2 separate regions of the Homo sapiens genome follow, and region 2 is linked to region 1. Evidence: chromatin loops called from intact Hi-C (ENCODE). Cell type or tissue: GM12878. All regions are shown on one strand. Each heading gives the region's core, and the rest is flanking DNA. Links, peaks and the distances in the headings are about the cores only. Region 1 overlaps LINC-PINT (long intergenic non-protein coding RNA, p53 induced transcript). Region 2 holds the start of MIR29A (microRNA 29a).

Region 1 (8,367 bases), core at 54-8,053:
CTGTAATCCCAGCATTTTGGGAGGCCAGTGCGGGCAGATCACTTGGGGTCAGGAGTTCGAGACCAGCCTGGTCAACATGGTGAAACCCCATCTCTACTAAAAATACAAAAAAATCAGCCAGACGTGGTGCACACTTCTGTAATCCAAGCTACTCAGGAGGCTGAGGCCTAAGAATCGCTTGAACCTGGGAGGTGGAGGTTGCAGTGAGATGAGATTGTGCCACTGCACTCCAGCCTATGTGACAGCGTGAGAATTCATCTCAGAAAAAAAAAAAAAAAAAAAAAAAAAAAAGCAAGAAAATGGGGCAAGAAAAAAGAAATACACCAGTGGAACTAAATAGCCGCCCCCCCCCCCGCCCCTACAAAAAGACATAGATCTACATAGACAGAAGTTTGTAGGACAGAATGGCACTGTGCATTGGTGGAGAAGGGTTGCAAAGGCAATTAAATGGTGCTAAGACAACAGGTCATCCATGAGAAAAACAAAATTAGGCAACTATACCTCATGCTATACACAAAACTATTTTAGAGGGACAGCAGGTGAAATTGTGAAAAGCAAAACTTTAAAACTTTTAATCGTAAACAGAGGATATTTTATATGACCTCAGCCTAAGGGAGAATTTCTAAAATAATATACCCAGAAACAATGCCCAAAGGAAGGATGACATTAAAAGAAAACTCTTATTCAACAAATGGCATTATTTAAAAAGTTAACAATCAAGCCCCGAACCAGAAGATATTTTTACTCATATAGACCACAAAGAATTGATATGCAGAATATATAAAGACTGCCTACAAATCACTAAAAGAAATCAACAGAAAAATCACATGATTAGAAAATGTCCTTCACAGAAGAAACCCAAATAGCTAAATAAACACATAAATTCTCAATCTTCCTAGTTATCAACCAAATTCTAATAAAACTACAATGAGATATTACTCACTAGTTATCAACCAAACTCTAATAAAACTATAATGAGATACTATTTCACACCCATCAAATTGGTAGAATTAGGACTTGACAATACCAAGTGTTTATGAGGACACGGGGTGAGATACAACCACTCCAGAGAGCAATTTCATTCTAGTTATTAAGTTTGAAATTGTGCATACCCTAAGACCTGGTAATTTTTTGGTTGTATACCCCAGATGAACTCTGGTGTGTGCACTAAGGAGAAATATAAATGAATTCATATAGCAACATTTTTTAATAGTGAAAAATTGTAAAAACTTAAAAGTCTCTCAATAGGAAAATATATTTTAAAATTGTGACATATTTTGAAGAACTGAATACCATAAAACAATTAAAATAAATGAACTAGAGCTACAGATATTAATATAAGTAAACTCCAAAAACATAATATACAGCAAAAAGGGCAGGCTCAGACAATGTACACAATATAGACTGTAGTGAATACTGAGGTGGCTGCTCAGGTCTCTCTTTAGGACTGAAGAGCTTATCCCCCAGTTTCTAGGGGTGTTGCAAGTTAACAGCCCTCAGTTGAAAGAGTCACCTCACCAAGGTCTCATCCCTTCTTCAGGGGTAGCCTTCTTCCCATAACTGGTCAATGTGAAGCTACCAAGGCCTGGCCCCTCACCCCAACGTGGTACCATCCTCAAGGGCTACCCCACCTTCAGCATCCCCTTTGGGATCAGCTGAGGCCTATCTTGTGATCGGACACCACAGCCCAATTTCTCCCTTGGCCCAATTGTGCTTCCTCCTATTCCACAAGTGTGAATCCTAAAATCTCCTTAACAAACTTCCTACATGTTAATCTTCTTTTCTTTTCTTTTCTTTTTGGATACGGAGTTTTGCTTTGTCACCCAGCCTGGAGTGCAGTGGCTTGATCTCGGCTCACTGCATCCTCCACCTCCCAGGTTCAAGTGATTCTTCTGCCTCAGCCTCCTGAGTAGCTGGGATTACAGGTGCACACCACCACACCTGGCTAATTTTTTGTATTTCAGTAGAGATGAGGTTCCACTATGTTGGCCATGCTGGTCTGAAACTCCTGACCTCAAGTGATCTGCCCGCCTCGGCCTCCCACAGTGCTGATTACAGGCATGAGGCACTGGTGGCCCCCAGCCTTAATCTTCTGAGTTCCATTTCCCTTGGAACCTGACTTGCAACAGATACAATGTATATCGTGTTTTAAAACATGTACCATAATACAATTTATGTTGTGAAACAGTATTATTTATGTTTGGGAATGCGTGTGTATTTTGTAAAACTGTAAAAGCATGCACCAGAATGACGAACACCAAATTCAAGAGAGAAGTTACTTCTGGAAGGTAGAAAGGAGGACAGGCTTGTGGAAGCACACACATAATGTTTTAATAACTACATTACATTTTCATTCTTATACTGGATACTGTATACATATATACTGGTTAGAGTATTCCTTATGCTTTCTTTGTATATCCGAAATTCCATGACTTTTTAAAGTAACCTAAAAGGAACAGCTTGCCACTGTATCAACCATTCTTCACTTTTTTTCTGCTGCAATAAACAAATGGATGACATTCATGTGGCCAACAGAGAATAATGGGTGTTCCCACATTTTGAAACAAGAACAAATTTCCTGTTGGAAATAAAAAAAAAAATAGGGCTACAGAGCTCTTTTTGCTTTTTTTTTTAAAGTGGCAATCTTGAGAAGTATTTACAAGTTTGTAATTCTATACCATGCACTAGCAATGATCACTTTAAACAGGCTACTACACAGATAATATAAAACTATGCATAATTTCTACAGTAATTCCACTTCCCTTTCTTCTGCTCAAGAAATTACTGGATTTCAAGTGACCGAAATTATAGTGATAACTTTGACTTTGTCAAGTTTCACACATCGTGGGGCCAAGATTTGAGCCAGGGCAGTCTGACTCTGAATTTGAACAGTGTTTAATTGCCAGGAACAAACCACAGGGAAAACTTCTAAACAGAAGAATACAGAGCAAAAGGAAATGCCTAGGATTGTTCTTTCTAAATTCTCAACATTTCCCAATACAAAAAGTATTATGGTATAATTACAGTTCTATAAAACAATGTGCTCTATGTATAATAAAAATACCAGCAAAATAAAGAGATTACCTGAAAATTGTAAATCGAAGGACACATTCACATAACTGAGATACAACTGGATTTTTCCCTAAATTTGTTAGATAATTCCACAATTGCCAATTTCGCTCTGTTTGTTGAGATCTGATCTTGGTTTCAAATTTTAAAATTTCACTGTATAATAAAATGAGTTCCATGTCCCTAGGGTTGGGCCACGGAAACAATGTTCTTCTCTGTTCCCACCCAATGTGAGCTATGTATGACAGCAACACATCACATAAAAGGATCTAGAAGCTCAAAATAAAAGGGGAAAAAAAAGTATGTGGGAGGGGAGCAGGATGAAAAGATTAAAATATTTTCTAACTCACTAATTTGAAGCAAACAGGTTTTGTACATATCCAAGGCACTGAGCACAAACAATCCAATTTCAACTGATGTTAATTATTCAGGACTACTACTAAGAAACTAAATTTTAAGTTCTATATTTGTTTAATATAAAAAATTTATAATACAGTTACAAAGGAGGAGAAAAACAAAACAAATATATCAACATGGTCAGACATTGACAATAAAAGATTGTTGACTGGGAATGAAATATGTAACACTCTGTCAACAAAGCTTTTCATACCTTAAAGGAATTTTATACGTAATCCCTTCCTCTTAACCCATTATGTGTTTCGAGTTCCTCTTTCTCCTGACACTGTCAAAAAATCTTTTTCTTTAACGTTTTCCCAGTAATCCAGTTATTCCTAAATTTTCAGCGACATTTTAGAAAGAAATCCAAACCTCAGCTCAGGTTAACATCTATACAGGCACTCCCTCTTGTGGTACAAAGGGAAACTGCCTGTTTACTCCAGCGCTCAAGCCCAAGAAGTCCTTTGAGTTTTAGCGCACTGAAGCAGGTTCTTTATTGTCTTCATTTTATAGACCAGGAAACAGCACAACTGAGGTCCAGCAACTTACTTCCTCGAGGCATAACAACCAGAGAACTGAGATTCAGCTCAGATGTCTGATATCCCTATCCCAAGGCCATGCACTTTGCACCATACCTCATGATCTACAACATCTATTCACCCTGTTCTTTTTGTTACCAAATTTCCAAGAATACCTGTAAAGCAGGTAGTGTAGTGACCACATATTACTGAAAGATGCATTTAATGCAATAAGAAGAATCTAATTTTAAACTTCTACTGTTTTGATGTAGTTTCAAAGCAGCTGCTTAGCTTGTATTTTCAGTTTAATATATTCGTGATCATTAACAAAACAGCGAAGTGAATAATGGGCATAAATTTTCCTAAGAAGAATCATTTTCCATACTTATTTTTCAATATTATCAAAAAGTATGTAATTTTGTGGGTTTTTTTGTTTTTTTTTTTTTTGAAACAGAATCTTGCTCTGTTGCCCAGGCTCGAGTGCAATGGTGCAATCTCGGCTCACTACAACCTCCGCCTCCCAGGTTCAGGCTATTCTCCTGCCTCAGCCTCCCGAGTAGCTGACATTACAGGCGCACACCACCATACCCACCTAATTTTTGTGTTTTTAGTAGAGACAGGGTTTCACCACATTGGCCAGGCTGGTCTAGAACTCCTGACCTCAGGTGATCCCCCCGCCTTGGCCTCTCAAAATGCTGGGATTACAGGCGTAAGCCACCGCGCCCAGCCGTAAACAGAATTTTATTTTGTGTGTTATGGACCCACTTGTAACCAAAAGCGCTTCTTTGAAGGACAAGACAAATAATTAGAATTTCCAAAATAATAAACTGTCATCCTTATTTACATGTTAATGTCAATGGATCTGAATAAAAGAATTTATGCGGCCGGGTGCGGTGGCTCATTCCTGTAATCCCAGCACTTAGGGAGGCCAAGGTGGGTGGATCACCTGAGGTCAGGAGTTCGACACCAGCCTGGTCAACATGTGAAACCCCGTCTCTACTAAAAATACCAAAATTAGCCGAGTGTGGTGGCGCATGCCTGTAATCCCAGCTACTCAGGAGGCTAAGGCAGGAGAATCGCTTGAACCCAGGAGGCGGAGGTTGCAGTGAGCCTTGATCGTGCCACTGCACTCCAGCCTGGACGACAAACTGAGACTCAGTCTCAAAAAAAAAAAAGAAAAAGAAAAAGAATTTATGCTTTGTGTTAATGGCATGTCATAAAATTTCAAAACCTGCTGATTCCCAAACACCTATTTTATTTATCTTCATCATGAATTTATATGATGAAAAGTACCTCCTTTACAGGTTTTAAAAGTTAAATGAGCTATACAAGTCAAGGACTGGTTAGTCTTTTATAAAGTTCACCTTTTTCATCTTCCTTTTACCAGAGAAATATAAAGATGTACTCCCATAAATGGTAAAAATACAGAGGGAAGAAGGCAAGACAGCAAGTAGAAAAAATAATTATCAAAAGCACTACTGAATTCTTCAATGTGACAGGTTTTCACCTGCAAGAATTTTTCCACTCTGGAAATGCCCCGAAGTGTCCCACAGTGATTCCACCTGTACAAGTGAGACTACAGCCCATGATGCTGCCCAACCACAGTTGGCCAAGACCTCCCTAGCTGCCCCTTTCTGCCTGATGTGCCACGTGTGTCCCCCCCCAGAGCTGGGCCATGGAGCAAAGAGGATCAGCTTTAAAGCCCAATCAAACGTAGGCTGCATTCCCCTGATCAAACCTCCAAAGTGAATTCCTGGTTTCCTAACTCAATAAGCAAAACAAACAGATGCAACCTCCAAGTATTTTGTATTCCTCACCTCAGTGAATTCCCCACCACTTGCTGAGAAGGCCACGGCAGAAGCTGAACTAATCCTTGACTCCTTTTTCTCCAATATTCTCCCTATCCTGCCAGTCAAAAGGGCATATAACTCCCAGTCACTGAATCTCTTGACTCAACCTCTCTTCTTTAATCCCAATGCCACAGCTTTAGATAAAGTCCTTCCAACATCTTGCAACCTGGATAACAGCCAAGTCCTATTCATCCCTCTCAACCTGGCTCTTCCATGCCCTCCTGCAAGGCCTTCCCCAGCCCTTCTCTGTGGATGCCCCTCCTCCGTTTTGAAGCAGACTGGATACCAGCCCCACCCCGCCGCCATGCTTCTTTTATCCTTGCAGGTGGGTGTGTCTTTATCTTCAGGGTGCCTGAAACATATGAGTGTTCCACAAATTTTTGTTGAATAAGGGATTTCCTTTTGAGGGAAGGAAAAAGTGAAAAAGCACAATTTGGTTAACTAAGCTGGTACTTTATTTGGAAAAATGGCTTAATGAATTTCAGTTTAAGATCCGGTTTTTTCCAAAATAAATTTTTTCTGTTTGCATAAACTTGGGCAGAATCATGGGCAGGATGTTCTAGGGTCATTGTATTTTCATTAAAATTAGGTAAATGTCTAACTGAAAAATGCCCACTTTTACCCAAGTAAGTAAAATTCAATCTTCTATTTTATATATGGGGGGATTCAGGGGCAAAGGTGTGAGGTCACTAACCCCAGAGATAACTGATTCCTGTCTGGTGCAGAAAATGGAAGTGCTCCAAGAGGGCATCTCTCTGCTTCACTTCCCCAACCACTGCAAGGATCTTATGCTCAGATTACCTGATGTCTCTACATATATGGGAGTTGGGGTCAGGTGGGTGGACACCCAGGCCTAGAAGCAAAGGTATTAAGCCACCATCAATTTCCTTCCTAAAGAACTAAAAGGTGAAGGATAGGGCCAGGCACGGTGGCTCACGCCTATAATCCCAGCACTTTGGGAGGCCGAGGAGGGCAGCTCATTTGAGGTCAGGTGTTCGAGACGAGCCTGGCTGACATGGTGAAACCCCATCTCTACTAAAAATCCAAAAAAAAAAAAAAAAAAAGCCAGGCATGGTGGTACATGCCTGTAGTCCCAGCTACTTGGGAGGCTGAGGCAGGAGAATTGCTTGAACCCGGGAGGCGGAGGCTGTAGTGGGCTGAGATCACGCCACTTCACTCCATCCAGCCTGGGCAACAGAGCGAGACTCTGTCTCAAAAAATAAAATAGGCCGGGCATGGTGGCTCACGCCTGTAATCCCAGCACTTTGGGAGGCCAAGGTGGGGAAATCACCTGAGGTCGGGAGTTTGAGACCAGCCCGACCAACATGGAGAAACCCTGTCTCTACTAAAAACACAAAGTTAGCCAGGCATGGTGGCGCATGCCTGTAATCCCAGCTACTCCACAGGCTGAGACAGGAGAATCGCTTGAACCCGGGAGGCGGAGGCTGCGGTGAGCTGAGATCGCGCCATTGCACTTTACCTGGGCAACAAGAGTGAAACTTGTCTCAAAAAAAAAAAAATTAAATTAAAAATTGAAGGATAACCCACCACCATAAATTTGAACTACTTTACACAAATTGAATATTAATCCAAAAAACATGTTTTCCAGTGGGGAGGGGGGTGTTAATAACTATTTAACATAAAACCAATCATTTGACAAATGATATGCAAGGGAAATACAGCTATTCCTGGTCACTAAATTCTGGGAAAAACAAGTAACTCTTTTTACGATTTAATTTAAATTATTTTACAATGTAACTAATTTACAAATAACTAACTTACAATTAGAATCCAAAAAGCATTTGGCATAGAACATGAATTCAGTGAACCTCACCAAAGTATTCCAAAGCAGTATGTTACAATGAAGTCAGTACTATAGTTCAATTCCTTGAATGGAAATTTTTTTTTTTTTTTTTTTGGAGTCTTGCTCTGTCACCCAGGCTAGAGTGCAGTGGCGTGATCTTGGCTCACTGCAAGCTCTGCCTCCCGGGTTCACGCCATTCTCTCCTGCCTCTACAGGCGCCCACCACCGTGCCCGCCACCACGCCCATCTAACGTTTTGTACTTTTAGTAGAGATGGGGTTTCACCGTGTTAGCCAAGATGGTCTCGATCTCCTGACCTCGTGCTCTGCCTGCCTTGGCCTCCCAAAGTGCTGGGATTACAGGAGTGAGCCACCATGCCTGACCTGAATGGTCATCTTAAAGAGAATTTGAAATTTTGAGTGGCCACCCACGTTTAGTGGCTTTCTTGAGGTATAATTTGCATGTCTTGAAAATTATCCATTTTAAGTACACAATTGCACACGTTTTCATACAATTTATACACAACTATCACCAGGAACATTTCCATCACCCAAACTGTTCCGCTGTGCCTGTTTAAAACCAATCTCCATGCTGCCACCCTACACCCAGGCAAAGTACTGATCTGATCTAAGGTTTTGCCTGTTCTAAAAGTTTCATATCATGGTATCATACAATACAGAGCCCTTTCACTTGGCATAATGTTTCTGAGGTTCAACCATATTGTAGTATGT
Region 2 (8,367 bases), core at 43-8,042, 160 kb before region 1:
GTACATGCTGTGAACCCAGCTACTTGGGAAGCTGAGGTAGTAAGATCCCTTGAGCCAGGAGTTCAAGGCTGCAGTGAGCTATGATCACCACTGCACTCTAGCCTGGGTGACAGAGTGAGACGCCGTCTCAAAAAACCCAAAACCATCGTTTTATGAGATATGAACAATAGAGGAAACTAGGAGAGAAATATAAAGGAACTCTCTATACTATCTTTGCCTTTTTTCTGTAAATCTAAAATTATCCCCCCCAAAAAAGTTTATCTAAAAAGTTAGGAAAGTTAGATACTAAAGGCAGAATGTTTGAGGCTAGATAAGGATACTATGAGCTGTATTAGCTATCTATTGCTGCATAAGTAACCCCAAAAGTTAGTGGCATAAAACAATAAATTTATTATGTCATAGTTTCTGCAGGTCAGGATCCTGGGCATGGCTTAACTGGGTCTTCTGGCTCAGGGTCACTCACTCATAGGCTGCCATCAAGGTTTTGGCTGGCGCAGTGGTCACCTGCAAGCTCGTTGAGAGAGGACCCACGAAGGCCACTCGTGACTCTCAGCAGGCCTCAGGTCCTGGCGAGGTATTGGCTGAAGACATCAGTTCCTTGTGGAATGTGGGCCTCTCCATTGGGCAGTTCCCAGTATGGTAGCTGGCTTTCCAGAGTATGTGTACGAGAGAGAGAAGAGAGAGATAAGAGAGAGGAGAGAAGGGAGAGAAGAGAGAAAAGAGGAGAGGGAGAGAGAGAGAGCATGTCGTGAGGGTGCAAGCCTGAGGAAGAAGACAACAGAATCACAGTCTATTTGTAACCTAGTCTCAGAAGTGACATCTATCACTTTTGACATATTCCATCCATTAGAAGCAAATTACTAGGTCCAGTCCACACTCCAGGGGAGGGAATAGCACAGGGCATGAATGCCAGTAGGTGGGGATCAAGGGGACCACAGATGAGGCTGCCCAGCAAGTGAACACACCCATTTACGCCATCTCCCACACTGAAATGAGCAGTGCTGATTTAAGAGCACAGGCTCTGGAATCACAGAGATCTGGGTTTGTGCTCCTGCTTGGAAATGTCAGTTAGACGATCTTGGATTATTTAATTCTTTTGTTTCTTCATGGCAAAATGGGAATGATGATAATAACACTGACCTCAAAGGGCTGTTTTGAAAGTCAGACTAAATGAGCTAATTCATGCAAAATACTTACCAAGTATCTAACACAAAATAAGAGCTCAATGATGATGATAAGCTGCTATTATCATCATCATCACCACCGCCACCGCCACCTGATTTGTAATTCAAACTCTCATGTTGACTAGCCGTGGCATTGCAGGCAAGTTACTTGACTTTCCTGTGCATCTGTTTCCTCGTGCATAAGCTGGGGAAATACTACCCACCCTTCAGAGCTATTGGGAGAGGAGGGTGGTGATCACGTGCTTGGCCCTTGGTCGCTGTAAATGATTACTTTTAATGGGGGTTCAGTCTGCTTTGCATAAATTTACTGCCCTTTTTGGTTAAGGCACATCTGTTTTTCTGTCTTTGTTTGCTCTTCTATGAAATGAGGACAACAATCCTTAATTATTTTGCTTTTCATGGCTCTCTAGCCTATTAAACAATTCCTGTTTATGCATTTAGAAGGAAAAAAAAAACCACATGGGTAATCCATAATGGAAGATACATCAAAATCATATTTATGGTCTCAGAAATGTTCTTTGAAGCAGGGTTATTTTCTTCCATCTTATTTTGGTCATCATTGGAAGTAGTTTTTATTCCTCATGCACATGGCAGATGAAAATGGAGAGAAACTATGAAAAGTAGAGGCTGCAGCCTAGAAGGAAGATTTGCCACAGACACCTACACAAAGGATAGCTCACGTGGAATGTAAGAATGGAGTGTACACAGTATGTCTTGTTCTTGTCTACCGTCCCTCCTAGGAGCAAGGATTTTCCAGCCTTGCAGAGAAGCCTAGTAGGTAATCAATCATGAGAATATAACATGCGAAGTGCCATCAGGCTCTGAAGGGGTACAGAGAAGAAAGCCTTTGCCCAGGGATCTAAGCCTTGATGCAGAAGGCAGAGGAAGGCTTCCTAGACAAGTTTACACCTGAGCCAGGGGCTGCAGGTTGGAGGTCCCTAGCTTACAGTCCCTAGGGGCTGGAGGTCCCTAGCTGACGAGGAGGAGGAGAGGGGAGATGTGGGCAGAGGAAATAGCACAGACACAGGCTAAGAAATGCCAAGATACCTGAGTGTTCTCAGCAGCAAGCAGCTGGGTGAGCACAGAACACAGGCCCCAGGAAGCACAGCCAGAAGATGGTGACACAGGTAGGCATGGGGTCATGAAGGGTCTGGTACCTGGTTGACACACTTATAAGAGTTCAGCTAAAAGTGAGGGACAAGGAGCAAGGTCATGTGGTTAAACAATTTTTATTTTTATTTTTTAAAGAGATGGGATCTTGGTCTGTCGTCCAGGCTGGAGTGCAGTGATGCAATCATGGCTCATTGCAGCCTCAACCTCTTGGGCTCAAGCAACCTCCTGCCCCAGCCTCCTGAGTAGCTGGGATTACAGGCACCAGCCACCGTGCCCAGCTCACGTATGTATTTTACAAAGATTAACTGGTGGCTATAACAAAGCTAGACTAATGGCGAGGGGTGGGCCCAGAAAGCTGTCTAGGAAGAGCAGAGAAAGGGATGGATCCTAAAGAGAGAATTGAGAGAGAACAGCAACAAGTTGTGCTGAGTATGGATGTGGGTAAGGGAGAGGGAAGAGGTCACAGACCTCTGGTGTTCGCAGCTTTCACCATGGGGCAGAGCAGGGAGAGCTGGCTTTGGGGAGAAGGCAATGTGGATGGCTTTGGTATATGCCTAGTGTTCCATTATTGGAATGCTAAGCATGTGGGAGTTGTCTCCTACTGCTCAAGGTCATTGCCAAGGTCTGATGGCAAAAATTCAAAAAATTGCAACCTCAAGCATAAATGGATTAAATTGAGACAAGTTTAGAAGAGCAGGCTGAACTATTATACTTAGGAGCTACTAAAAATATAAAAAGCAAGATGTCTCAAAAAATATCCCAGGCCAGACCTCTGGTTTGAGGGAAATCAACACATAGGGATGTATTTGGAACCAGGGGAGTAAATAAGATTACTTAGGGAAAACAGCGAATAGGTAAGAAAGCAAAAGACAAGAGTTTTGGGAAAATAATAACCATGGGATAGAAAAAGATGTGGTGGAATGATCCTGATTCTCGTTGGATTTGTGTGGTAGACAGAATGTTTTGGCTACAAATTGCATGTGTTAGCCCCGAGGAGAAAAGGCCTTTTCCAGACAAGTGACAGGCAGGAGGGAAAAGGAGGGAGGCAGTGTGAGAGGGCGGGAAAGCTTAAGCAGGGTAGATAGAATATTAACTCTTGATTGTGAGGCCAGTGGCTTTTCCAGGCCAGAAAGAAAACAGAAGGACAAGGCCCAAATTCCACCAGGTGCCCCTGCAGTTCTCCAGGACGCCACATGGGGACAGCAGGTGGCCGGTCTGTGCAGTACCTGTGTTGGGAGCTGCACACAGGGGCCCCTGGAGGAGGAGCGGCCGAGATGGCTCATTCTTGAGCCTTTTATTTTATTTTATTATTTTTATATTTTATTATTATACTTTAAGTTCTAGCATACATGTGCTTATACCCAAAGGATTATAAATCATGCTGCTATAAAGAGCCTTTTATTTTTGCCTCTTAGTGGACCTAAAAACTCAGTATTGTTTTTGGTCTAATGACTTCACTTCTAGTGAGGTTGTGTTAGTCCGTTTTGCGCTGCTATAAAGACATACCCGAGACTGGGTAATTTATATAGTAAAGAGGTTTATTTGGCTTACAGTTTTGCAGCCGTACAAGCATGGCACTGGTACCTGCTCGGCTCCTGATGAGGCCTCAGGATGTTTTATACATGGTGGAAGGCGGAGAGGGAGCAGACATGTCACATGGCGAGAGAGGGAGCAAGAAAGAAAGAGCAAGAGAGAGGAAGGAGGTGCCAGCTTTTTTAAACAACCGGCTCCCTCTAACTGAGCAGGAACTCGTTAAGTGAGGACATCACCAAGCCATTCACAAGGGATCCGCCCCATCACTCAACCACCCCCACCAGGCCCCACCCCCAATACTGGGGATCACACTTCAACATGAGATTGGAGGGGACAAACATCCAAACCATATCAAAGGTATACTCTAGGATCCTAGTTCAAGTAGCACCTGCTTTTGTTGCTTTGCCTTCTAAACTGAACTGACACATATTAGCACAGTTCTGTCTCAGCCATAGAAACCCAGTTTCTCTGGACCATTTTTCCTTATGTAAGAAAATGACCTGTTTAACCATGGAGGGAACTCCTCAGCCAGCTAAGAGAGGAGAGTTCAGAGATAGCTGGTGCAGCTTCTCATCAACAACAGAATTGACTCCCTCGCTGCTCCTTTCCCATCATCTAAGCCAGTCATCGATTTTCCCCAGGAGTGTTTCTAGGTATCCGTCACCAAAACAAAACCCCCACCAAGTCTATGGAATTTCTATAAAGTATAACCATTCATGATATGCTAATAGTGAACCATTTGTTAGTATTATACCACATGCAATTCAGGTCAGTGAAATTCAACTTAGAAACTGGAAGAAGAAAAATCACCTTTGCATTATTGCTTTGCATTTGTTTTCTTAGTTCTTGTCCATGGCCCCAACGGTCACCAATACATTTCCTCTCAGCAGTCAGCATCATGGTGCTCTTCCCCAATCATTATAACCGATTTCAGATGGTGCTAGAAAATTATATTGACTCTGAACACCAAAAGAAATCAGTCATCCTCTAAGGGGTCACAGAAGGTCGTGAGGGTTGGGAGGGCCCAAATCTTACTAAATCCAGCATACATTGGGCTCTTTAACCCAGGCACAATGGAATGAGTCTGTACTATCTATTAAGTGCTATAGGTTTATTCCACAAAGAAGTATAAAATTCCAACAATGCGATATCCTGTACAATTACATTCATCCCTTGGTATCCTTGAGGGATTGGTTCCAGAAAGCCCCTTGGATACCAAAATCCACAGATGCTCAAGTCTCTGATAGAAAATGGTGTAGTATTTGCATACAACCTACACACATCCTCCCGTATACTTTAAATCGTCTCTAGATTACTTAGAATACTTAATGCAATGCAAATGTATGCAAATAATTGTTATGCAGTATTGTTAGAGAATAATGACAAGAAGAAAGTCTGTTCATGTTCAATACAGACACAACTTATTTTTGGAAAACTTTCGATCACAGTTGGATCCGCCAGTGCAGAGACCTGACTGCCATTTGTGATATATGCCACCACTGTTGGCAGGGGTGAGGAAGGGGTCAGCTACATGTGAGGCAGGTTCTCACAGCCATCCTGCTGTTGCTTTCAAATACTTCAGAGCTGTCCCATTCACTTCTTTTGCTGTTGGTAGTGCAGCGCAGCTGGTCTCCCCCAAGAACACTGATTTCAAATGGTGCTAGACAATCACTATTTAAATCTAAACCACCATATGAAACCAGCTTCCTGAAGAAGCTTTATGATCTATTTTTTTCTTCATAATGCTCTCTTACAATAAACCCAAGACAACCTAGAAAGGAAAAGTTGAAACCTAGCTGTGAGTTACTCAGTGGTCTAAACAGAGCTTTGGCAAATTTCATATATTCATAAACTGATGTCACTGAATTTGTTATTGATGGGAGAGCATGCCTGGGACTCCCTTATTCTTAAGTTAAGTTGCCCAGACAAAGGTTCAGCTTCATCATTTAGAGGCAAGGGCACATGTCAGCCCCGTCACTCTTGGGTGGGAAGACAAGGAAAATCCTTTGCTTGGGTAAAGGCAGGAGAAGTCAGAGGCATCCTGTGATCAAGTACCCAGGCAGGCGGAGGACGACTAGCAGTGGTGCTGGAGAACCGTCCGTCGGACATGCAAATAGGACAAAGCAAGCAAGTGCTCCATAGAAGTTGAAGAAAAACGCTTTCCTAAACCTATTATTTTCACTTGGAGATAACTTGGATCCAAAGGATTACTGAGATTTTGGGGTCTAGGGAAGAAAATAGACTAGCTCAGAGGCCAAGTAAGTCACATAATGGCACTAATGAGATGCTAATGTCGCTTCCGGAATGAATTCCTTAGACTGCATCTATGAGTTAGGGGTTTTTGTGAGCTTTACTTAAGACTCTCCTTCCCTCTACTCCAAAGGTAAGGCTTTGTACTCTGAGTTCTCCTTGGCAAATTATTTTTTGCAGCAGTTCTTTTTCGCCGTCATGGTATAGTTCTTGGTATCATCTTATTAGGTGGCCTGTTGTCGTCCCTTTTTGTGTTCTAGGCATCCAAAAAGATACTTCATGTACCCAGGCCACCTAATTAAAGGGGTGTGCACTGTTTTTATAAACTGTTATAAAAAATTTTATACATTAAATTGGAATGACAATACAATGAATTCCTAAATCCATACTATCTAAATTCAATAACTATTCCTTTTTATCATGTTTTGCTTTAATTATATGTAATATAGATACATATTTTTTGCTGCATTGTTTGAAAGTAAATTGATAACCACCCATACATACACTGCTCCTAACTACTTTGAGGTCGTTCTATAAAATGAAGACACTCTTCTACATAACCACAAAATCTTACCATACCTAAGAAAACAAACAATTCCTTGGTACCCACAAATATCCAGCCTACATCCAACTTCTCCCACTTTCTCCAAACAAAAGGTTTTTTATAGGTTTTTCAAACCCAGATCGCATCAAGGTTGATTCACTAAGACTCTTTGGTCTCTTTTAGCCTCAAAACACTACCCAACCTTTTCTTTGGCTTGTTTTATCATGACATACCACCTTGTGAAAACCAGGCTCCAATCCTGGCTGTACCATTCACTTAGTCTGTTCCCTTGGCTTGTATTTAAGAACTGAACTTTAGTTTCTCCGTCTGACTTTCCTCATATATCATCCTCATTTTACAATCTCACTATGTGTATTAGAAGAACATCCAATTACCACGTGCCTGTGGTTGATGATTCCAAGTGGGTTCAGTGCTAATCAGTCAGGAGGTGCACTGCAGGCTGTTTACCTTGGGTCTGATTAGCATAACATTCTTGTTCCTCATGGGCTTGGCCAGTTATCTTTTCATAAGGAGATCCCAGCACAAACTCATCCTTTATCATCATGGAGAAGCATCCACAGCACATACCTATTGCTGCTAGGCTGGTTTTTAAAAAAAATCTCTGTGAATAAGGGAATAGAACACCAGGGCTATGGAGATGCGTGGCAATCATTTCATCAAAGATGTAAACAGCTTGTTGACTGCAGTGAAAGGCACATACTTTGTGAAGTGACAGGCAGTGACACATTTCAAGTGGATAGTAAATTTAAGCACCAAAACTGGGAAAAGTGCCAGGACAGAAGAATCACTGCAACTCTCAAATAATGGTTTCACTAATTCTGTGATTCCTTTAGGGACCCCCTGCATCCTTCTGTATATGCTACTCTAATTCGCAGTATCAGTGACTGAAGTACAAAAGAAGCAGCCAGATTATTCTCATCAGTTACAAAACTCTAAAGTCTGCTTATTTTTGATAAATAACTAGTCACAGTGTTTGCCTACTGCCTAGAAGTTTTTTCAAATGATTGACACTTCAGTTATGGGGAAAATTTTTCCTGAAGAATGAATTTCTTTTACTTATGTCTGATAAGATCATATATATCTCATACACCAAATACATCACACACACTATATATTCAACCATGCCCTTAGCAGGGCCAAACAAATATGCTAAGTTTTTTACATTGTCTTTATGTATGCTTCTCAAAAATTCAGCAGAAGGCTAAGCGTGGTGGCTCATACCTGTAATCCCAGCATTTTGGGAGGCTGAGGCAGGCAGATCACTTGAGGTCAGAAGTTTGAGACCAACCTGGCCAACATGGTGAAACCCCATATCTACTAAAAAAATACAAAAAAAAAAAACCAAACTAGCCAGGCGTGGTGGCACATGCCTGTAGTGAGGCTGAGGCCGAGGCAGGAGAGTTGCTTGAGCCCAGTAGGCGGAGGTTGCACTGAGCTGAGATCGTGCCATTGCACTCCAGCCTGGGTGACAGAGCAAGCCTCTGTTTCAAAAAAATTAGCCGGGTATGGGATGCCTGCAATCCCAGCTACTCAGGAGGCTGAGGCAGGAGAATCACTTGAACCTGGGAGGCAGAGGTTGCAGTGAGCCAAGATCATGCCACTGCACTCCAGCCTGGGCAATACAGCCAGACTCCATCTCAAAAAAAAAAAAAAAAAAAAAAAAAAAAGGCCAGGCACGGTGGCTCACGCCTGTAATCCCAGCACTTTGGGAGGCCAAGGCAG

What was found. Hi-C counts contacts between places; a loop is a spot of excess contacts. Peaks named below come from ENCODE experiments on the same cell type or tissue, not always from the same donor. Only the 100,000 strongest peaks of a DNase experiment are listed, where the experiment ranks them.
Region 2: it touches region 1 in a loop (8-fold over the local background); 8 of 110 quality-filtered maps call a loop at or near these places.

The regions. Positions count from the first base shown.
Region 1 is chr7:131,036,747-131,045,113 of GRCh38, forward strand. All of the region lies in intron 3 of LINC-PINT (long intergenic non-protein coding RNA, p53 induced transcript), which reads right to left. Among named protein-coding and RNA genes, the nearest start is that of LINC-PINT, 69 kb to the right of the region's middle. RefSeq lists an enhancer at 7,888-8,032 and a cis regulatory region at 7,960. In GM12878, for the core only: a CTCF peak has its summit at 3,879; no DNase peak of the experiment used is centred there; H3K27ac peaks cover 2,220 bases.
Region 2 is chr7:130,871,997-130,880,363 of GRCh38, forward strand. MIR29A (microRNA 29a) reads right to left here and starts at 4,814; the gene lies at 4,751-4,814. MIR29B1 (microRNA 29b-1) reads right to left here and starts at 5,543; the gene lies at 5,463-5,543. It also overlaps a transcript of LINC-PINT not described here. RefSeq lists an enhancer at 3,274-3,568 and a silencer at 3,364-3,563. In GM12878, for the core only: a CTCF peak has its summit at 3,488; no DNase peak of the experiment used is centred there.